Linked DNA regions of Mus musculus: region 2 is linked to region 1. A link is a loop called in an ENCODE intact Hi-C map of the cell type or tissue named here. Cell type or tissue: left cerebral cortex. All regions are shown on one strand. Each heading gives the region's core, and the rest is flanking DNA. Links, peaks and the distances in the headings are about the cores only.

Region 1 (17,721 bases), core at 6,511-11,510:
GGTGAACAGGCAACGTGGCAAGGGTTGCCATTGGACCAATGAGTTAGGTCCAAAAGGGATATCCAAGACAATTTCTTACCATTGGGAAATGACCTTGGGGGGAGCTGGCTCCGGCTCTGAACCAAAAAATTATTAGCCATTTCAGATAAGAGCAACTGAGAGACACTGGGTTATAGAAAAACCTGTGGAGTTAAATTGGCCTCTATACTATAAGGATGTGTTAACATCAGAATGGAAGCCAGCCAGTTTCTCACTGTGGACTCAAATTTGTTTCTATCTCCACAGGCAATGAAAAGCTGTGGATATGATCGAAACTGATAAAGATTAGAACTGAGCAGGAGACGTCTCCTGAAAACCTGGGCCACTGGCCTGAAAAGCCCTTATTCAGTGAAAATGTCTGTTTCTAATTAATGGCTTAAAACAGAAGAGGGGTATATAATGACAATTCTGGAATTTTTGTTTCTTTAAAAACAGAAATATAAGAATGTGTTTTCATGGGGCTGGTGAAATGGCTCAGCGGTTAAGAGTGCCGACTGCTCTTCCAAAGGTCCTGAGTTCAAATTCCAGCAACCACAACCATCTGTAACGAAATCTGATGCCCTCTTCTGGAGTGTCTGAAGACAGCTACAGTGTACTTACAAAAAATAAATAAATATTTTAAAAATTTTTTTTAAAAGAATGTGTTTTCATTTTACTCCCAGGTGTGTGGAAATGGGGCCCCTTCAGACTGACTGCATGAGGATTTGCCTCGTGCTCTATCAGAGGTGTGGTTTTGCTAGCTGCAGATATGATTGTGTGACCTTTGCAATTCTAGGAACTTTTCAGAGGGTAGATAAGTGCTAGGGCTCTGACAGGCAAGGTTGATGGTTGTTGGTCATTCAGGGGAATTGGATGCAGTTTGTTAGTATTTGTGCTCAAAGAAGAAACAAGAAGAAAGACATTGGATTCAGAGATCTCTATCTCTCTCCCCTTCTATCCTTCTTTCTTTCCTATCTAGTGATGGGGGTGAGACTGGGGGGATAACAGGTGGGAAAAAGAACCCACAAAGTAGCAAAGACCAGCCACAGATATCCCTCTGCCTCCCAAGTGCTAGGATTAAAGGTATATTCTTCCACATCTGAATAGAACTGAGAGTTTTACCCTAAACCCCAGGAACAGTAAGAGAAAAACATGAGCTCCAGACATGAAAGTCTACATAAGGGGAAAATAGAGAGATGTTCACCCAGGGCGGTGAGAGCAATCCCCACCACCACGACCACACATGCATGTGACAGGAGAGTACTACTGTGACTGGCTCCAAAACAGTAATAAAGCCTGCTAAAGTCAACCTTGTCTTTGTTATCAACTCTGTCTTTCTAAACCTGGAAACACCGGCAGTCATCTATGACACCATCATGAAACTAGCAACTGCCTCGGTTTGTACTTATTCTAAATTCCATTTTTAAGGAAAAAGCTCGAAGTGGGGCACCCAGGCTAGAAAAACAATATTATCTGGTAGAATTCAATAAGGAAGGCACATTTAAAAAGCAGTAAATCTACTTTGCAACATAAAAGTTAATGAAGAAGCTAAGGAAACACGAGCTTGCATGTAAACGCCCACATGAGGAGCAGTGCAGGATTGTTTGGAGTGTGCTCCCTTCTTTATACTGCAGCGTCTGCTGGGTTGTTCCTTTACTGGTGTTATTATATACACAAAGTCTAATGAAAGACAACTTTCTGTTTCTTTTTTTTGTATAGTTACTGTTGATTGTTTGGTTTCGTGACTTATTTCTAAAAATAAATATGTCATTTAGAGAAATGATTAAATACAAGCCAACCCTGGCATTTTATATATTTCCTTCTGCTGAATGAAAGCAGAGATAATAATGGTTGGAGCATGAGCGGCCTCCCTAAGTCCAGCCACTTGAGGAGGTGGAACTCTGCAGGGAGTAGACTGCGCTTACCCCACCTGCTGCTGCGGTGCTGTAAAGAAGCGCCAGGCACCACGGAGGAAGGGATGGAGGGACCGCAGTCTGAGATGTGGGAAAACATGAGCTGGTTAGGGGGTCCCCAGACCTGTAATGAGGCAGGGGCCATGGGGTTCTCAGACTCTGGGACATCCAGGCACTGCTGGGAGCAGAATCAGGGGCCCATGGGCTGGGGACAGCTTCTAGCCAGGGGCCCCGGGGGAAAAAAGGGGGGCTCTGTCTTGTCCTTAGCTTGACTTAGTGGCAGTTGTGGCTGGGAGCACAGAGAGGCCTTCTACAGGAGAATTAAACAGTAGCTCTATAGGCGAATGCCTTCTTCATGACTCCCCATGGTGGATCTTGATGAAAAGAGACAGTCCATGGTTCTAAACAGTTTATTGTCATGGTGGAAAATGTATGCGTAGTGTACCATACCCAACTTCTCAGGGTGGGCCTGAGATTAAATAACTTTCGCAGGGAGGAATATTGGCTAAGCTCCCCAGGCCTCTAGGTACCTCATTAGCATGGAGAACTCTGTTTTGAGCCTATATGACCATAGGACACCTTTCTTTTATGTGGCACACGTTCCTAGCCAGGAGTCTGGCAGGGATCTGGGAGTCATCTAAGCCTCAGGTGTGTGCCCACCAAGTCTCCAGGTCTCAACCTGCTCTACCTTACCAAACTTCCTGGCATGGTTTTACATCCCACAATACATGTGTTAGGGATGTGGCCCAGGCAAGTGTCTACAGTCTGAACTACCATAGCAGGGCACTGTCTGCCTCGAGACAGTGAACACAGGATGGTTTAGGAGGAGGAAAAGCTAACACATTCATGGGGACTAAGCATTGGGTTCCTAAGCAACAATTAGGGAAGAAATGAGAGCGGGGATTAAAAGCTATCACGAGACAAACAAAAACTGAAGCACAACGCAATAAAATTTAAGGTACAAATAATTAAAAGCAAAGAAATTCTAAGAGGAACGTAATGCCTACATTACTGAAGATTCCCAAGTAAACAGTGTCACTCTGGGAGGTCTATAGAAAGAACACTACCTAGGAGTCAGAAAGAGTTTTTGTTTTCTCCACAAGTTACAAAACTAAAGCTAGAAGCTGGAAGATCTTAGGGAGCCCCACCAAAGCCACCATATGATAATGGGGAAATCAGGGTCCCCTCTTGGGCTCTTAGTGTCATTAATGAGCACAGGGACAGAATCAAACAGAAGCTCAAGGACAGTTTTTTAGAGCTGAAAAGAAAAACTCCCAGGCAAACAAGCTATAAATCTCATGGCTGTGGAGAGCAGAAAAATGAAGATAAGCCAGCATGGAGCTTGGCCACAAGGCGGCACTCTGCCACATGACATGACAGGGAGGGAACGTGTAGCAGAAAAGGAGAGGAAGAGGAGGGGGAGGAGGGAGGAGGAAGAGGAGGAAGATGAAGAGGAGAAGGAGAAAAAGAAGGAAGAAGAAGAGGAAGAGGAGGAAGAGGAAGAGAAGAAAGAGGAGGAGCAGGATTGCTGGAGAAATGGTTTAGCAATTAAGAGCACTGGCTGCTTTTCCAGAGGACCCAGTTTCCATTCTCCACACCCATATGCCAGTTCACAGCTGTCTGTAACTCAGTCCAGGGGATCTGACATTCCAGCAGCACCAAACACAAAAAGTGGTGCATAGATTTATGGGCAGGCAAAACACCCGTACATATAAAAGAAAGTAAAGTTGAAAAGAAAAGAAAAGAAAAGAAAAGAAAAGAAAAGAAAAGAAAAGAAAAGAAAAGAAAAGAAAAGAAAAGAAAGAAGGAAGGAAGGAAGGAAGGAAGGAAGGAAGGAAGGAAGGAAGAAAGAAAGAAAGAAAGAAAGAAAGAAAGAAAGAAAGAAAGAAAGAAAGAAAGAAAGAAAGAAAGAGAGAGAGAAACCCGAAGCATCAGGGAATTTTAAATAGCATGTCCTTTGGCTACTTGTGACTTTAGCATAAGTAGAATGGGCTGAACTGGAACGTGATAAGGACAGTTGCATCCTAAGTGGGACCGGCGGCCACTGCAGCAGCAGTTGTAGCAGCAGCCTTGAGGGGCAGCAGGAGAATTCCGGACAGCAACAGGAGGCAGAAGTGATGGTGGAAGAGAAGTGGCAAAGCCGATGAAAGATGGCAGCAATAAGGAGGTGAGAAAAGGCGGTGTCTGGACTCCAGAAGGCGGGGCCAGTGGGTGACAGACTGTGGACCCTGGTTACTAGAAGAGGTCCCGGGAGCTTCCAAGCCTTGAAGTCAAGGATACCCACATACAAGTCTCAAAAATTGCTACCATGGCCGCTGTAAGGAGCAAAGGTCCGCCCCTAAGGCATCAGCACTCGAGGGCCAGGACTACTCACTTTAGAGGGCCCACTCCTTTACCTACTCATGATTTCCATCTGCATAGAGCAGATGACCCAATCAGCTCACTGGTAACTGAATTTCTCAACCCCGAATGCACAGGCAAGGAAAGAAAATATAGATAAATTGGGGGGGGGGGGGTGTGTGAAGAAATGGATCAGTGGTTAAGAGTGCTGGCTGCTCTTCAAAAGGACCTGGGTTTGATTCCTGGCATCCACACAGTGTGCATACATACATGCAAGCAAAACACCCATATACAGAAAATAATAACATTTTTAAAAAAGTAGACAAATGAAATTACACCAAATTAAGACACTTCTACACAAAAAGAAAAAAAAAAGATTATAAGTGAAAAACAGCCACAGAATGAAAATATTTACAAATCACACTTTAAGACAGGGGCTGAGCCGGGTGTTGTGGCACACGCCTTTAATCCCAGCATTCGGGAGGCAGAGGCAGGCAGATTTCTGAGTTCGAGGCCAGCCTGGTCTACAGAGTGAGTTCCAGGACAGCCAGGGCTATACAGAGAAACCCTGTCTTGGAAAAAAATATTTATATATAGAACTTCAAGCTGAGTGTGGTAGGACATGCCTAGAATTTCAGCACTTGTCTGTGTTAATAATTCAAGGATAGGGCCCCGAAAGGAATAGGAGCTTCACAGGAAGACCAACTGAGTACACTAACCTGAACCCTTGGGGCTCTCAGAGTCTGAACCACCAAGCAAAGAGCATACACAGGCTGGACCTAGGCCTCCCGACACATGTGTACCTGCAGCTTGACCTTCATGTGGGTCCCAAAGGAACAGAACAGGGACTATCCCAAAAGCTGTTGCCTGTATGTGAGATATGTTCTTCTAGCTGGGCTGCCTTGTCTGGCCTCAATGCTCCAGAGAGGAAGCACCCAGCCTCTCAGAGACTTGAAATGCTGGGATAGGGTTGGGGTGGCCCACATGCTCAGAGGTGGGGGGATGAGAGAAGGATTGTGGGAGGGGGAATGCGGGGAGGATTGTGGGAGAGGGGGTAAGGGAAGGATTGTGGGAAGGGGTGACCGGGAGTGGGGCAGTAAGGGGATGTAAAGTAAATAAGTAAAAAAATAAAATAAAGCCGGGCGTGGTGGCACACGCCTTTAATCCCAGCACTCGGGAGGCAGAGGCAGGTGGATATCTGAGTTCGAGGCCAGCCTGGTCTACAGAGTGAGTTCCAGGACAGCCAGGGCTACACAGAGAAACCCTGTCTCGAAAAACCAATCAATCAATCAATAAATCAATCAATCAATAAATCAATCAATCAATAAATAAGTAAAATTAAGTTAAATTAAAAAAAATCAAAGCTGGACAGTGGTGCCGCACTCCTTTAATCCCAGAACTTGGGAGGCAGAGGCAGGCAGATTTCTGAGTTCGAGGCCAGCCTGGTCTACAGAGTGAGTTCCAGGACAGCCAGGGCTATACAGAGAAACCCTGTCTCGGAAAAAAAAAAAAAAAATCAAGGCTATCGCCTCAGCTACACAACAAGTTTGAGGCCAGCCTGGGCTACATGAGATCCTGTTTCACAAAGCAAACAAGTAAAAAAATAAATAGGGGGCTGGAGAGATGGTTCAGTGGTTAAGAGCACTGACTACTCTTCCGAAGGTCCTGAGCTCAACTACATGGTGGCTCACAACCACCTGTAATGAGATCTGACGCCCTTTTCTGGTGTGTCTGAAGACAGCTACAGTGTACTTATTTACAATAATAAATACATCTTTGGGCCGGAGCAAGCAGGGACTGAGCAAGGGGGTGACTGGAGCGAGCAGAGGTCCTAAAATTCAATTCCCAACAACTACATGAAGGCTCACAACCATCTGTACAGCTACAGTGTACTCACATACATAAAATAAATAAATCCTTAAAGAAATAAATAGAATAAATAAAACTGTTTTTAAAACTTCAGTTGAAGTGACAGAAAGGTCAGTGAGTGCCAGAAGGCCATCTCAGGTGTGATCATGGGCGTGGTTACAGAAGGCCATCTCAGGTGTGATCATGGGCGTGGTTACAGAAGGCCATCTCAGGTGTGATCATGGGCGTGGTTACATGGCTGAAGACATGAAGTCAGAAAATTGTACACTGAATTAGTAAATTTTGTTGTAGATGAGTTTCCTTCACTACAGTTGATTTGTTTTAAATAAAGACTATTCTTTGGTTTCTCTTCAGATCATGTAAATCTTTCACCTTTTGAAAGTAAAAGCATGGCCAGAGATTAAAACATGAGTTTAGAAATTAAAGCCTCCAGCCCCACCAGGGCTTTAGGGTTCTCATTGCTTTTATGTAAGCACATGGGGAGCTCTTGGTACCCCATTTCTCCAGAGGAGGGAAAGGCAGCAAAGGGGAGTCATCTCACTCAGCTCTGCTTCAGCGTGAGGAGTGTGTGTATGGTGTGCAGTGTGTGCCTGTCTCAGTGTATGGTGTGTATGTGGTGTATAGTACTGTGTGTCTCTGGGGGGGGTATATGTGTATGGGGTGTAGTATGTGTGTGTCTATATGTGTTTGTAGGGTGTGTGATCTGTTGCATATCTGGAGTATAGTACGTATTAGTCTCTTTCAGACGTGTTGGGTGGTGTGCATTTAGTGCAGTATCTGTGTGCCTGTTTGTGTGGTGTGGGGGTATGGTGGGTGTAGTGTGTAGTATTTGTGTGTATGTGGGGTGTATGGTGTGTGGCGTGTATGATGTGTGATGTGTGTGTGTGTGTGTGTGTGTGTGTGGTGTAGAATGTGTGTTGTGTAATGTACTATGTGTGTATCTCTATGTGTGGTGTGTGTGTGTATGTAGTATGCAGTATGTGTATATCTGTGTGTAGTGTGTAATATATGTATGTTTCTGTGTATGATGCATGTATATGTGTGTGTCTCTGTACTGGCTGGTTTTGTGTGTCAACTTGACACAGCTGGAGTTATCACAGAGAAAGGAGCTTCAGTTGAGAAAATGCCTCCATGAGATCCAACTGTAAGGCATTTTCTCAATTAGTGATCAAGGGGAAAAGGCCCCTTGTTGGTGGGACCATCTCTGGGCTGGTAGTCTTGGGTCCTATAAGAGAGCAGGCTGAGCAAGCCAGGGGAAGCAAGCCAGTAGAGAACATCCCTCCATGGCCTCTGCATCAGCTCTTGCTTTCTGACCTGCTTGAGTTCCAGTCCTGACTTCCTTTGGTGATGAACAGCAATATGGAAGTGTAAGCTGAATAAACCGTTTCCTCCCCAACTTGCTTCTTGGTCAGGAATAGAAACCCTGACTAAGACAGTCTCTGTGTGATATATGTGTGTGTGTGTGTGTGTGTGTGTGTGTGTGTGTGTGTGTGTGGTGTGTGCATATGTGTGTCTATGTGGTGTGTGTAGTGTATGTATACACCTATATGACTGTATGGTGTGTGCATTGTGTGTGTGATGTGTGTAAGGTGTGTGCATGTACGTGTCTGTGTGGTTTGTGTAATGTTTATGTGTGTGTGTGTGGTATATATATTGTGCATGTGTGTGTCTGTATGATGTGTATTGTATTGTGAGATGTGAGTGTGTTATATATAGTATCTGTGTGTGGTTTATGCGTGTGTGTGTGTGTGCATGTGCTCACATGCATGTGCATCTATTTAGGTATATAAGCAGGGGAGGCCAGAGCACTGGGTGTGTTCGTCAAAAAGTGTCAACACTTTTTTGAAACAGGGTCTTTCATTGGCCAGCAAGCTCTCAGTATCCAGTTATAATTGCCTCAGAGATGAGATTACAAACATATACCACGATACCCAGCTTTTTTTAATGAGGATTCTGGGGAACTGAACCTAGGTTCTTGTGCTTGCAAGGCAAACACTCCAGCCTCTTGGATCTCTTTTTCTTCTGTTAGATTTGAATAAAATTAAGTTTCACTTGCATGTTTAGTAAAATGTGGAACAAGATCATTTGTATGCAGTCTTTTATTCTAATCCTGCCTGATAATAAAACTTACTCCTCCTGCACACACTCCACATAGCACACAAACAAAGAAATATACTTGAAATCATGTTGGCCAGACTCATTGTTTGTCTGATCTAAAATGTGATTTTTCTTCTAACACATGAGCTGTCTAGTAACCACACTGGCTGTGGGGCCAGTGGCAGTCACAAAATGGTTGTCACTACTGACACCTTCTGGCAAAATAGTGACAGTGCCAGCATCAAAACTATCTGGGCACCTTAAGTCCCAAGACAAATGTTGACGTCTTTTAAAAGAAGCTGCATTGTTGGTAGTCTTCATGCACAAATGAGCCTACTGTGTTCACACAGACACACAGAGAGAAATGAACACACACACATAGATGGCAAAAAGTGATTGAGAGCAGGCATGATGGCGCCGGTCTGTAATTCCAGTATCTAGGAGACTAGGGCAGGAGGATCACAGTGAGTGTGAGGCTAGCCTGGGCTACAAAGTGAGTTCAAGTCAACCAGAGTACAGAATTATACTTTGTTTCAAAAGAAAGTGAATCCAAAGAATTAAAGTCAAAATGGGAAGATGTTTCAGAACTGTAGCAACCAACTTTATTTTTATGCCTCCATATATGTAATGTGTTAGAAAAATGTATTTAGAGAAGTCAGAGGTCGCAGTTGCTAACCCCAATTGCCAACTTGAAGAGATCCAGAAACCACTTTGGTGATGGGCTTCTGGGTAAGCCTGTGGGGGTTATTTTAGGTTAACTGACATGTGAAGACACAGCTATTATATGTGGCACCATGCCCTGGGTTGGGATCCCGGAATGTACAAAAGAGAGAGAAATACAGTCCAAGCACTTGACTCTCTCTGTTTCCTGACTATAGATGTAACATGGCCAGCTCCCTCAAGCTCCTTCTGCCGTGACCTCTCCACCAGGATGGACTAAAACCATGAACTGTGTGAGACAAGATAAACCGTCCTCACTTAAGCTGTTGTTGTCATTGTCATGGTATTTTCTCACAGCAACAGGAAGACACTAAGATGCTGACTTGAGACTCTGGGACTTGACAGTGTGCCTCAGGGGCAGTGCTTAACACGTAAGATGTCCTGCGTTCCAACTTCAGTGCGGAAGAATGGATGGATGGGTGGGTGGGTGAGTGGATGGATTGATTTGGGTTACAACCCAAACCTAGAATTGATCAAATTTTGTATTTATGAGAAATAGTTTGGATAGTTTATTGCTCACTTCCTTAAACTTCTCAATATGGTTAATTTCTGTAATGAGTACAAAAGCATTATATTTAATGTTGCGTGTATATATATTATATATAATAGACTATATAATATATCTGGAAGATATAATTTTTATATGCCAATATACATACCATATTATGAATTTTCTATCTAGTATGGGCTCTTTGCTATTATAACTGATGCTTACATAGACCATTTGACATTTCTCTCTCAGCCTTATCCATACTCACCCACCTTAGCATAGCTTGCTGTAGGGATGATCTCTTGTGTACTGTGTGGAAGCATCACCTGTCAATAAAAAGATGGTGGCCAAAGAACTGACACAGGATTAGAAGATGGAATACCTGGGAGAGAGAAAGGAATTCTGGGAGATAGGCACAGAAAAATTTGCCACCCAGTCTCTGAGGAAATCAGACGTGTAAAACTAGGAGAGGTAACTAACCAGCCATGTGGCAGACATAGACTAGAAAATATGAGTTATATAAGTCATGAGCTAGTTGGGGAACAAGGCCAAGCTGTGGCTGAGGTATTTATTCATATATAAATAAACCTCTGGGTCATTATTTGGGAACTGGAACACGGATGGAAAAGCCCACAGTTATAGCTTGCCCCACGTATTTCTCCAGTTCTCAGATTTTCAGTATTTAGGGCCCAGCCTAGATTTTGGCAGTTCATTTCACAATGGAAATGGAGTTTTCTGGTACTATCTCGGGGATTTGCCTTTCTAACGCCTTCTATTTATTCTCTCTATCTCATCCCATCCATCCATCTCTCCTGCTTTTCTCGCTCTCTTCTTCCTTTCAGGGTCTCTGAAAGATAGAAGATATGAGCCGGTGCTCCTGCAGTAGAAAGTATAGTCTGTCCTAAAGAGAGAGGAGAGCAGTTCAGGACCACGGACAGTGACTCAGCTTTCAGTGACCATCTTGCAAACTAAACCCAGGGTCTTTCTCCAACTGTGGATGTTCGAATGAGAGCAGACCCCACAGGCTCGTATGTTTGAATACATGGCCTCCAGCTAGTGAAACTGTTTGTAAAGAATTTGGAAGTGTGGCCTTGCTTGTTGGAGGAGGTGTGTTGCTGGTTCCAGAAGCCTACACCAGACCAGTCTCTCTCTCTCTCTCTCTCTCTCTCTCTCTCTCTCTCTCTCTCTCTCTCTCTCTATCTGTGGATCAAGATATAAACTCTCATGCCTACCTGCCTGTATCCATGCTTCCTGTCATGATGATAATAGACTAATCCTCTGAAACTTTAAGAAAGCCCACAGTTACATGCTTTCTTTTATAAGTTTTGCCTTGGTCATGGTGTCTCTTCACAGCAATAAAACAGTAACTAAGACACAATTCTGTTAAGGTTTGGTCTTTTGCTATCTATTGTAAATCTAAGTGCAGGCCCCCAAGACCTGGTTGTCCCAGAGACAGAGAGTCTGCACGTACACCTTGGCCCCAAGTTATTTCTGATTGGTAAATAAAGATGTCAACAGCCAATAACTGGACAGAAGAGACATGGGGGTTTAGGTTTCCCAGGCTTGGGGGTCAGAGGGGGACCACGAGGAAGAAGGTAGGAGGAAGAAAGAGAAGCTGGCATGGATTAGGATTAAAGAAAATGTAGCCTTGTGAGCTGGCCAATTGGACTGAAGAGCAGCCCAGATGAAACATAGTAAATAATAACTTGGAGTTATGATAGGAAAGTAGATTATAATAGCATAGAGAGTAGATATCTGCCCAGATCTTGTGCTTTTTAAGGCTTATTGTAAATATAAAGGTTATGTGTGGTTTTTATCTGGGTACTAAATGGTCCAAGGCAGGGTAGAAATCCTGAGTCAGAATTAAAATTTTCACCTACACAATTCCAGATTATAAAATCCTCCCAGAAATATATCATGACAGTGGTACTCAAAAACACTCTGCAAATTAGTGCACTGACTAAAAGTTTATTCCAGTATCTGGATGTTGTGGCGAATGCCTTTAATTCCAGCACCTGGGAGACAGAGGCAGGTGAATTTCTGAGTTCGAGGCCAGCCTGGTCTACAGAGTGAGTTCTAGGACAGCCAGGGCTACACAGAGAAACTCTGTTTCGGAAAAACAAAACAAAACAAAACAAACAAAAAACAAAAAACAAACAAACAAAGTTTATCACAGCAAAAAGCAACAGCTGTGTGCTAAATGCATTCATCAAGTATCTGTCTGAACCCCTACCAAATGGCATGCAGGACTCTGTCAGACAATAATTATGCCAGCATTTGCTGGGGTTCCCTAGAGGAACAAAGCAGATGAAATGATTCTATATATATTAAAGAGAACTGATTAGAATGGCTAAAAGGCAGTGGTCCAGCTAGCCCAACATGACTGTCTCCTGACAGAAAGGCCAGGAATATGAGTCATTTGGTCCAGGAAGGCAGGATATCTCAGCTGGTATTCAGTTGGAATCCCCAAAAAGTATGTCCTAATGCCTCAGCAGCAGGATAGATGGATTTGCCAGCAAAAACGAGGCTGAGTAGGCAAAAAAGCAAAGTTTCTTTCTTTCTTCTGTCTCCTGCTATGTGAGCTGCCACCAGAAGATATAGCCCCGACATATGGTGAGTCTTTCCATCTCAAATTATCCAACCAAGAAAATCTCTCAGGTATGCCCAGATGCTTGGGTATTAGTTAATTATAGATGTGGTCAAGTTGACAAGCAAGATTAGCCATCACAGTGACCAAGCCCTCTGTTGTCCTCTGTGTGACTGCTGTCTTGTGGCAGTGAAAAACCCAGCTTCATGGCTTGCAGAAAGCAAAGGCTGATAAAGTTTAGAGCTTTTTTCCTGTTATAATTCTGGATAGCTTGTTGTCCGTCATCATTTTCTCCTTCCATGGCTTCCATCAGCTTTCCTACATCATCCTAAGACTTCAGAGAAACCAAGCAAAACCTTCCCTCCCCATATCCATTGCCAGTATATTGCATCTCACATTTCAGATAGGTATTTTTTAGATTCATTTTATTTTTACGCATGTGTGTCTGTACACCAGGTGCATGCCTAGTGCCTACAGGGGCCAGAAGAAGACATCTGATCCTCCCTGAAACTGGAGTTATAGCTACTATGCAGGAACTGGGAACCAAACCCAGGTCCTCTGTGAGAGCCACAAGTGCCCTTAACCACTGAGCCATCTCTCCAGCCCCTAGTTAAGATTTTATTCTGGGAGCTGGAGAGATGGCTCAGAGGTTAAGAGCACTGAAACTCCCAGCAACCACATGGTGGCTCATAACCATCCATAATGAGATCTGACACCCTCCTCTGGAGTGTCTGAAGACAGTGTACTTACATATAATAAATAAATAACTCTTTTTAAAAAAATATTTCATTCTGTGCATATCACCTGCCCCCAACTCTTACTTCCCACACACACACACACACACACGCATGCACACACGCGCGCGCACACACACACACACACACACACGCACACGCACACGCACGCGCACGCGCACGCGCACGCACACACACACAGCAGGCTGAGCAAGCCAGGGAGCAATCCCATAAGCAGCATTCCTCCATGGCCTCTGCTTCAGTTCCTGCCTCTAGGTTCCTGCCTTAGTTTCTCTCAAGGATGAACTTTAAAATGGAACATAAGCCAGGCATTGCTGGTGCATACCTTTAATCCCAGCACTCTGTCTCAGAACAACCACAACAGCACAGAGAAACCCTATCTTAAAAAAAACAAAACAACAACAAAAATGAAGTGTCAATTTTCTCATAGGAACAGAAAGCAAACCGGAGAGTAATAAAATTTGAGATCAAAGGAAGATCTATAAGCAAAAAGCAGTAAGAAACAGAGGTGCCCAAGGCTAGAGAGATGACTTGGAAATAAAGAGCATATATCGCCTTTGCAGAGGACCCAAGTTTAGTTCCGAGTTCCTGTGTCAGGTGACTTACAACCATCTATAGCTTCAGCTCTAGGGGATCCAACATATTCACCTGGCCTCTACAGGTTCTTATACTCACATACGCACACCATAGCACACACACATTAAAGCAAAGCATATTAGAATACTCTCTCCCTCCTGTCCCTCAGCCCAGTCACTTAGTTCCCGTCCTGAGTGATAGCAATACCGTTGCTTCTTGTGTGGTCTCTACTAAGATGCACTAAGCCCTCCTCTACAGAGATGGATGGCATCATCTGTGTCCCTGTGGTGGTTTGAATAGGTATGGCCCCCAAAGTCTCATATGTTTGAATGTTTGGCCCATAGAGAGTAGGACTATTAGGAGGTGTGGCCTTGGAGTGGGTGTGACTTTGTTGGAGGAAGTGTGTCACTGTGGAGGCGGGCTTTGAGGTCTCATACACTCAAGCTATGCCCAGTGTGCCACACAGTCTCCTGGGACCTACCAATCAAGATGTAGAACTCTCAGCTGCTTTTCCAGCACCATGTTTCCATCATGGAAATGTTTCTTGCCATGATAATAACGGACTAAACCTCTGAATGTGTAAGGCAGCCCCAATTATGTGGTTTTCTCTATAAGACTTGCCATGGTGGCCGGGCATGGTGGGACACGCCTTTAATCCCAGCACTCGGGAGGCAGAAGCAGGCGGATTTCTGAGTTTGAGGCCAGCCTGATCTACAAAGTGAGTTCCAGGACAGCCAAGGCTATACAGAGAAACCCTGTCTCGGAAAAAAACAAAAAAAACAAACAAAAAAAAACAAAAAACAAAAAAAACAACAACAAAAAAAGACTTGCCATGGACATGGTGTCTGTTCACAACAATAAAACCCTAAGGCAGTCCTTTTCTCTTCATCTATTTCAAACCCTTCCTAAACACTGTGTACAGTGGAGTAGACTGTACATATGTTCTCTAGCTTGTTAATCCAATGCAAACCCCCCCCCACCCCTGGAGGATTTTAATACTTTCCATCTTTGTAATGAAAAACTTGCTGTCCCTTATATAAAAGGTGAAGGCTTTGGACTAGGATCAACCAGGGTTCAAATTTGGCTTATTTGATCTCTGAAATGGCCTGTGTCTTGCTTTGTCTCCAGCGTCTCAGTGAACCAGTACAAATCTTTTTCAGAAACTATTTTCAGATTTGAGGCTAGTGCTTCCTCTGACTTCAGCTACATGCATGTGCATGTATGTATGTACACATATACACAGGGACCCACGAGCCTTTAGTGACAGGAAGTACTTGGGATGACCTGTTTGCTGTGACTTTCTGGTCAACACAGGCAGCTGAGGGGGCACGCACCTCCAGAGGAATATAGGAGACAGTGTTCCTTCCTTTGCCACCCCTATCAGCACTGGGCCGAGTGAGACAGAAGAGAAAAGCAGCCACTGAATGAGCACCTACATACCACATGGCAACGCCATGTTCAGGACAGGTACTCCAGGCTGCACTTACAGAGACCAGGAAGGGAATCCTCAATAAACTTAAGTGAGTTGCCCGAGACCAACCCAGTGAGTGTCTGCAGCAAGATTCTCAGCTTGGCTGATGAAGCATCTTGATGCTGAGAAAATGCTCAAAGTATCACCATCCCCAGACAATCATTAGAGAAGCAAAGCTCTTAAAAGCCATCTGCCACCCTACTCCCTGCCCGTCCCCTACTGGCCTCCTCTGAGGCCGTCCTAGAAAACCACCAGACCTGACCTCACGCCTTCCTTAGAAATCCATCATGTGCATTTTCAGGATGGATTACTTACATCATGTGAGTGACGGACAAGCTTGGAGTCCTCTGCTCCAGCCTCACCAGGCCAGGCCAGGCCAGACCCCCCCTTACCATCACTCAGGGTCCACGTTAAAGAGCCTTGTCATATCCACAGGACAGGTAGTTAGGCAACGCAGCACTGGCTCTTAACACAGCCACCTAGAAGGGACATCTGTCCATCTCACTCATTTCAGCAGTCAAATCAAGGAGCATGGTTCACCTATAGAGAGGTACGGCTGGAAGGAACAAGAATATTCAGTGTCAACACTTATGGTTGCCCCAGGGAGAGGGGTCGCTCCTCGCTGGCCCCTGGCCTGACTCTCCTTGCTGCTTGCCTCACCTCCCCTTCCCTGCTGCCCACTGAGGCACTTCACTTTTTTTTATTTTATTTATTTTATATATGTATTTATTTATTTTGCATTATTACCGCTCCCCAAAGTCATGAGGAGCACTCAAGGGAGCAGCAGAGTCTACGTAGTTTTGTGGGTCACTGAAGCTCACTTGTTGAGCACCAGTCTTGGGTTGATATTTCAAGGGGTCTTAGAGTCTTAGCTAGCGTTGTATTGCTGTGAAGAGATGCCATGACCTCAGCAACTCTTATAAAGTAAAACCCTGGTGTCTCCAACATCTTGGGGTCTCCAAAGCAATCCAGGCTTCAACCTTCACAGTTTCACACAACGGCCTCTCTAGACCTCCAGACGGGGACGCCGCTGACACATGCCTGGCCTCAGCAGCTCTCCTTAGTCACGGAGGGAGATTTCATAACCCTTTCTTCTGCCTTTTTTTTTTTTTAAAGATATATTTATTTATTTATTTAATGTAAGTACACTGTAGCTGTCTTCAGACACTCCAGAAGAGGGAGTCAGATCTCTTTACGGATGGTTTTGAGCCACCATGTGGTTGCTGGGATTTGAACTCAGGACCTTTGGAAGATCAGTCAGTGCTCTTACCGGCTGAGCCATCTCACCAGCCCCTTTCTTCTGCCTTTGACTCTAAAGCCAGAACCGCATGGCCCAAGCTGCCAAGTTCTGCTGCTTTCTGGACCTGGAACACGGCCTTTGTTCCTGTTACATAGTCACCAGCTTTCTGTTTTCTATGGTTTCCTTCACTGCCTAAGCATGGGTGTTCTGGAGTTCACTCTGCAGACTGGGCTGGCCTTGAACTTAAAGATCCTTCAGCCTCTGCCTTTAGAGTGCTGGGACTAAAAGCATGCACCACCTTGCCTGAACCTAAGCTAAGCTTTTCTTCAGTTCCTTCTCACAGGTTGGAAGCTTAGCTGGGTGGGGTCTTCCCCCAAAATCACGACCCTCCTTATTCCGTTTAATACCAGGCTTTTCTTTGGTCCGTTTATCTCCTTGAACACAGGACTTCGCTGCATTCCACTTCCCGGGGGCCCCTTTTCTCCTTAGATTGTACATTTTTAATCTTTTTTTGTTCAGTTGACTCCTTTTTATTATAGATCCTCATCAGAATGAGCACTGATAACCACATGACACAGTCAATACTTTGCTTTTTTGAGTTTTCCTCTGGTGATGCAATTAATCCAAAACTCTTCACTTAAGCCTCAGGCAGACTAAAAGGTGGACAAGGGTAGAAAGCAGCCACATTCTTTGCCAAAATATCACAGGAATAGTTTCTCAGCCACATATTAATATTCTTCCCCTCTGAAACCTCTCACACCAGGCTCCGGTAGTTCAAATCTCCATCAGCACCAGTATCTTCCATATTCCTGCTGGGATGGCCCAGTAAGCCCCGTTTAAAGCATTCCACTGCTTTCCTAGTCCAAAGTCCCAAAGTCCACATTCCTCCAAACAAACGCACTATCAAGCCTATCACAGCAATACCTCACTTCTAGAACCAATTTCTGCCTTTAAAAAAAAAAAAGATTTATTTATTTATTTATTTTACGTATGTGAGTACACTGTAGCTGTCTTCAGACAACACCAGAAGAGGACATCAGATCCCATTACAGATGGTTGTGAGCCACCATGTGGTTGCTGGGGATTGAACTCAGGACCTCTGGAAGAGCAGTCAGTGCTCTCAACCGCTGAGCCACCTCTCCAGCTCCTGAATTTCTGTCTTTTATTAGGTTTTATTGCTGTGATATTGCATAACCAGGGTAACTCTTATAAAATGAACCATGCCGTACACCTTTAATCCCAGCACTTGGGAGGCAGAGGCAGGCAGATTTCTGAGTTCAAGGCCAGCCTGGTCTACAGAGTGAGTTCCAGGATAGCCAGGGCTACACAGAGAAACCCTGTCTCAAAAAAAAAAAAAAAAAAAAAAAAAAAAAAAACACAAAATAAATAAATAAATAAATAAATAAATAAATAAATAAATAAAATGAACCTTTATATTGAAGTTGGTTTACAGTTTCAGAGGTCCAGTCCATTGTCACCATGGTGGGAAGCATGGCAGCGTGCAGGCAGGCATGGTGCTAGAGAGGTACCTGAGAGTTCTACATCTTAATCCATAGGCAGCAGAAGTGAATGCCACACTAAGCCTAGCATGAGTATCTAAGACTTCAAAGCCTGCCCCAACAGTGACACACTTCCTCCAACAAGG
Region 2 (5,000 bases), core at 1-5,000, 150 kb before region 1:
CTCGGGACATCCTCAGACATAATGTCCACGATGCTCCCTCCCATGCAGGTTTTGGTGGGAGAACCCAGGCGTGTTCAGTAAACAGCAGAGACAGGCCTTGGCCAGCATCTCCTTGCCCCGTATCATCTGTGACAACACTGGCATCACCACCGTGTCGAAGAACAACATCTTCATGTCCAACACATACCCCCGAGACTTTGTCAGCTGTAACACCCTTCCTAAACTGAACCTGACTTCCTGGAAGGAGACCTAGAGGTTGGGTAAGGGCTTGGCACACTGAAGGGTATACCTGGTTGGCTAGTGGGAATCACAGAGAACTCTCTTCCCTGGGTGAATCCATCTTTGTGGATATTGTGGGTGACAGTGGGGGGTGGGGGGAAATGACTGGACATTCACTTGTGAGTGCACAAGTATATTTGCATATACACTTGTGCACATCTATATATATGCAACATACATAAACTAGTATTTCATGTGTGTCTGGTCTGTGAGCATGGGCAATGTTTGATGTGCCTTGTGTGCCTGCCAATCACATGAGTCTGGGCTCACTGCTTACGACAATATTAGGAACGTGGGGACAGTGAGCAGACAGCCCGAGTTCAAGTCATCACCCTGTAGCACAGTACTGTGTGTGACTTTGGCCAAATTACTCTAAGGATAAATTCTCTTCCTTATAAATGAAATCAGCCACGGCTTGTTAGAGGGCCTATTGCCTCCTCCAACTCTCCACTCATGGAGCAGCTCCCATGTGCTAGGCACTGTGCTAGCCATGGGAAGCAGAAACAATAAAGATGAATACCAAAGATGAATGCCAAATCCTCGATCACCTTCTGGTTGGCAGAAACAAGGTGGTGGCCTCCGGAGGAGAGGATGCAGCTAGCAGCTGGGCTGTGTGGTTGTGATACAGTTCTGGGCCAGCTCTGCTTAACTGGCTATTTCTCCTTTTCCCTTACTCTCTTCTCTTGCTATTCACAGGAGTCTGCCGGGAGAAGGACGGAGGCCATTGGCCTTCCTGTGCTATTTGTACCTGAGGTTCACACTAATAAAACATGGTGGATGGGGATCTTGTTCTGTGTCTGTGATGGGGCTGCACCTTCAGTGGGAGGTCCCCTCTGGTGTGAGAACTTGAGCCAGTGTGGCCCGTATGTCTGTGTTTTCTAGGGTTATGATTGTTCTGGGGTGCACTCCTTTGGCTAGTCCACTTGTGTAGGGTAGCTAGCTCTTAGAAGCCTTGGGGCCAGGCCACGCTCAGCAGACCCTCACCTCTCATGTACCTCCTCTACCGCTCTGTGGAACGGAAATGTGGCCACTAAGCCCTGGCTTTTGCTCATTGTTCTGGCATATGTTGGCCGCATGCTCATTCTGTGTCAGTCTCTGGGAAGCAGAGGGGACAGAGTGCTAGCCAGTGAGACAGAAAGCTGAGGTCTGATGGGAAGGCTTTGCTGAGGGAATAGAGGCCTCTGTGTCTCTGCAGACTAGCACAGTGAGGCCCAGGGATCCTCAAGGGGGTAGATGCCTCCTTATTTCAGGTTTCCAGTGACCAGACCCCAGTGTCTGGGAAGGGGAAGGGTGTGCCTGGCCAGTAGTCTTGTCAGGAGCCAGTCCATAGTGAATTAACAGATTCTCTCTTCTCCTTTCCTATCTTCTCACTTATGAGAGGTGGGAACCCCTCTGGGAGCTGAAGGTAAGAGAATGGTGAGGTAAAGCCAGACCCTCACCGTGGAGCTGCAGGATTGGGACCTCTCACGATTACCTCACTGAAGGGGAGAGGGGTGCTCCCCGAGGCAGAGTCTCATCTGAGGCTGGTGGGGAGAGTTACAGAACTGCCCTAGACAATCGAGGAAATGATTTCCTGACTGGCCTTTACCTGTAAGGGTAATTTTGCCCCTGGTCATGTTGGTATTGAACCTAGGGCCTTGTATATGCTAGGCAAACACTCTACCACTGAGCTACATCTCCAGCCCCCCTTTTTCATTTTGAGACAAAGTTTTGCTAAGTTGGCCAGGCTGACCTTGAACTTGCTCTATAGCCCTGGTCAGTCTTGAACTTATGATTCTCCTGTACCATCCGGGCCTCAGACGGGTAAATTTAATTAATCAACTAGCTAACCAACTGATCATTTCATTAATTAGCTAATTAATTCCCGTAGTGTTAAGATTGAGCTCAGGGCCTTGTACATTGGAGGGTCTTTTCATTTTACTATTTATTTATTTTTAGATTTTTGTTTATGTGTATGGATATTTTGGCTGCAGTATCCCTATGTGCCAAATACATGCAGTACTCTCAGAGGCCAGAAGAGGGCATAGGATCCTCTGGGACAGTTGAGAGCAGCCTTGTGGGTGTTGGGAATTGAACCAGGGTTCCCTGGAAAAGTAGCCAGTGCTCTTAACCACTGGTCCATCTCTCCAGCCCCTGGAGTGTCTTTTTCTTTTCTCTTTTCCTTTTCCCTTCCCCTTTCCCTTCCCCTCCCTCTTTCTTTCTTTCTTTCTTTCTTTCTTTCTTTCTTTCTTTCTTTCTTTCTTTCTTTCTTAAGAATGTCAGTCAGGCCATGATAGTACAATCCAGCATGAAAAAGGCTGAAGTTATCTAAATTTAGGAGGATGGGACTACTCTAGGCTACATAATTGTTCAAGACTCACCTAAAATATAAAGTGAGACCCTATGAGACAAATTAAAGAATATATGAATACACATTGGACCACAGCCCAAGGAATGTTTTGAAACTGCCTCTTCATAAGCTTGAAGGGTTCCAAGAACTGTCCCAGAAGAATAAAGTGTTCTTGGAGGACTGAAGAAGAGATCAATTTTAGTTCTTGGGAAATCCAGGCTTGGTTACACATGGGACCCCAGAATAGTGTCACCCCAAGTTCATACTCTCACTGCTCTGTGGTATTATTCCCCTCGCCCTGCCACCCCCCACCCCACCCCCCACACCAGGAGTCCCTTGCCTCCTCCCTGCTCTTAGAATTCTTGAATCTCCCACTCGGTTACTCTTCTCCCTTGTCAGCCTGATTGATGCCCAGGACCTCTCAGCAATAAGACACAGCTGGATTATAAACCTCTCATTACTCACACGCAGCCGTTTCAAGGCCTGCCCCAGGAGGGGACAGCCTGATGTTTATTGAGCATTTCGTGTGTTGAACACCATGCTAAGTGCCACAAGTCGTACTCACAAGGCAGGCAGAGGTCTTTGACTCAGGATGCTTATGAGCTAGTCTTAGAGGACGGGAGGAAACATAAAGGTCAAAGGCCACAGCCTCAGCCAGTGCTCATTCAGGGAGAGGGTAGGCAGTGTCTGACAAGCTGGAAGGACATCTTAAGAAGCCTAAGTCTCGTCAGGCTGAGAGGGTGGTAACAGCTGAGTGGATGGGCTGGGAAGGCTGAGGCAGCCTTTGGCCTCGGTGTCCAACTTAAAAGGAGTAGGTCACTGGAACTGTTTGAAATGGCATCTCGGACCATGGACATGTTCGATGTAGGAAGCTGTGGGCAGCAGGTTCCTACTCCTTCACTGAGGCCCAGGGTGAGAGGTCCAGCTTATCAATTGAAGAGCAGTCCACAAAGCCATGGGGGTAGGCATTAGCCTGGAACGGGTTCAGTGGGACCTTGTCGATGCCAGTGTTGTCACAGACCAGGCGGGAGAAGGACATCTTCTGTAGAGACTCCCGTTGCTTCTCTGTGAAGACCCCGGGGTTCTCCCACCAGAACCTACAAGGACACAGCAGGGTCATTTTACACAGTCCAGTGGCTAGCTCTTCCCCACAATGCCAAAGGACATCCTTGGGAAAGGGAAAAGACCCCTTTATAGTGAGGTATGGAGTCAGACCTCATGAAGAATTTTGGGGACCCCTGCCTAAGGGAAAGGTTCCTCTTGCCACCATAATGGTTTCACTTGCCTGTCTCCATCTCGGATCCGCTGGAACTGCTGGCCCAGGAGACAGGTCAAGAGAGGTCCCACCCGACCCCTGTGGACCAGGGGTTCAGCGACGGCCCCTAGCCAGATATCAATGTTGCTCGGGGTTCCATAGAGGTCCATCAGCTTCTTGGCCAGCACCTCGTTTTTCATGACAGCACTCAGCTCCTCTAGTGTTTTTGGTTGGGACAGGCCACAGAAAGCTCTCCAGGAATTGTACCCTAGAGGAGGGAAGGTAAGGCTGGCTCATCTCAGGAACCTCTCACTTCGGTTTTCCCTTGGGGATATACGCCACCTCCAGCAGCTGGTTAAGTCTGGGAGTTTTAAGACAAGGAAAGTATAATGCGCTGCCTGTCATCTGTGGCACTTCAGTCTCAGGGTAAGACTCGAGGCTTACTGAAATGGAAACTTCTAGTTTCTTTGGAAAGTTTTGTCAAGTGATGTTTTGCTGGGGCACACAGGTGAAAGGCTATCTTGTTACAGAAAACATGTGAAAGAATGTTTTCCTGAAGCAGACTCGGGTGGAAGGATGTTTTGATATAGCAAACTCATGAAAGGACGCTTGATGAAGGAGTATGATATGACCCCACAGACAGTGGGAGACTGGCACAGAGCCTCGGTTTGGTTTGCTCCGCCTCGCTATTCTTCGCTAAAGACACACATGTAGCCGGGCAGTTTCTTCAGGATTGAACTACCGCTGCTGGTTCGTGCCTGGTGTCTGCCTGCCTAGAGGACTGATCTGAAGCTGCTCAATCATATTTGGTGTTTACTACAGGACCGAACTGCTGCCCAAGAAGTTCAAACTTGCCCCCCCAAAAACTATTGCAGGTCCACATCCCCCATATCCTAATAACTTTTATCTTGAAAAGTAGGCTAGAGGAAACATCGAACCCTTATTAAAAGTAGGTTGCAAAATTTTTATGCCTACAGCTTACTATGGGTTTCGCCACTCTTCCAAGCACCATACATACAAAGAAGAGCAAAGCTTTTAAAGCTTGCCTCCAGTCCTGTAACTAGTGTGATTGTTAATACTGATTGGCAATGTAACGAGATCTAGAAAGGCCTAAGAGGCAAATCTCTGGCCATGCTC

What was found. Hi-C counts contacts between places; a loop is a spot of excess contacts. Peaks named below come from ENCODE experiments on the same cell type or tissue, not always from the same donor. Only the 100,000 strongest peaks of a DNase experiment are listed, where the experiment ranks them.
Region 2: a loop joins it to region 1, with 3 times the contacts of the local background. A loop is called at or near these places in 4 of 42 quality-filtered maps.

Annotation. Positions count from the first base shown.
Region 1 is chr11:87,946,901-87,964,621 of GRCm38, forward strand. No RefSeq gene overlaps it. Among named protein-coding and RNA genes, the nearest start is that of Dynll2, 32 kb to the right of the region's middle. In left cerebral cortex, for the core only: a CTCF peak has its summit at 8,457 (motif pointing left); a DNase peak (open chromatin) is centred at 8,442.
Region 2 is chr11:87,803,350-87,808,349 of GRCm38, forward strand. Mpo (myeloperoxidase) reads left to right here. Exons shown (of 14, transcript NM_010824.2): 13 at 49-260; 14 at 976-1,063. The coding sequence ends at 253. Lpo (lactoperoxidase) reads right to left here. Exons shown (of 13, transcript NM_080420.2): 12 at 3,894-4,131; 13 at 3,079-3,705. The coding sequence ends at 3,498. Among named protein-coding and RNA genes, the nearest start is that of Gm34064, 11 kb to the left of the region's middle. In left cerebral cortex, for the core only: a CTCF peak has its summit at 2,279 (motif pointing right); a DNase peak (open chromatin) is centred at 2,276.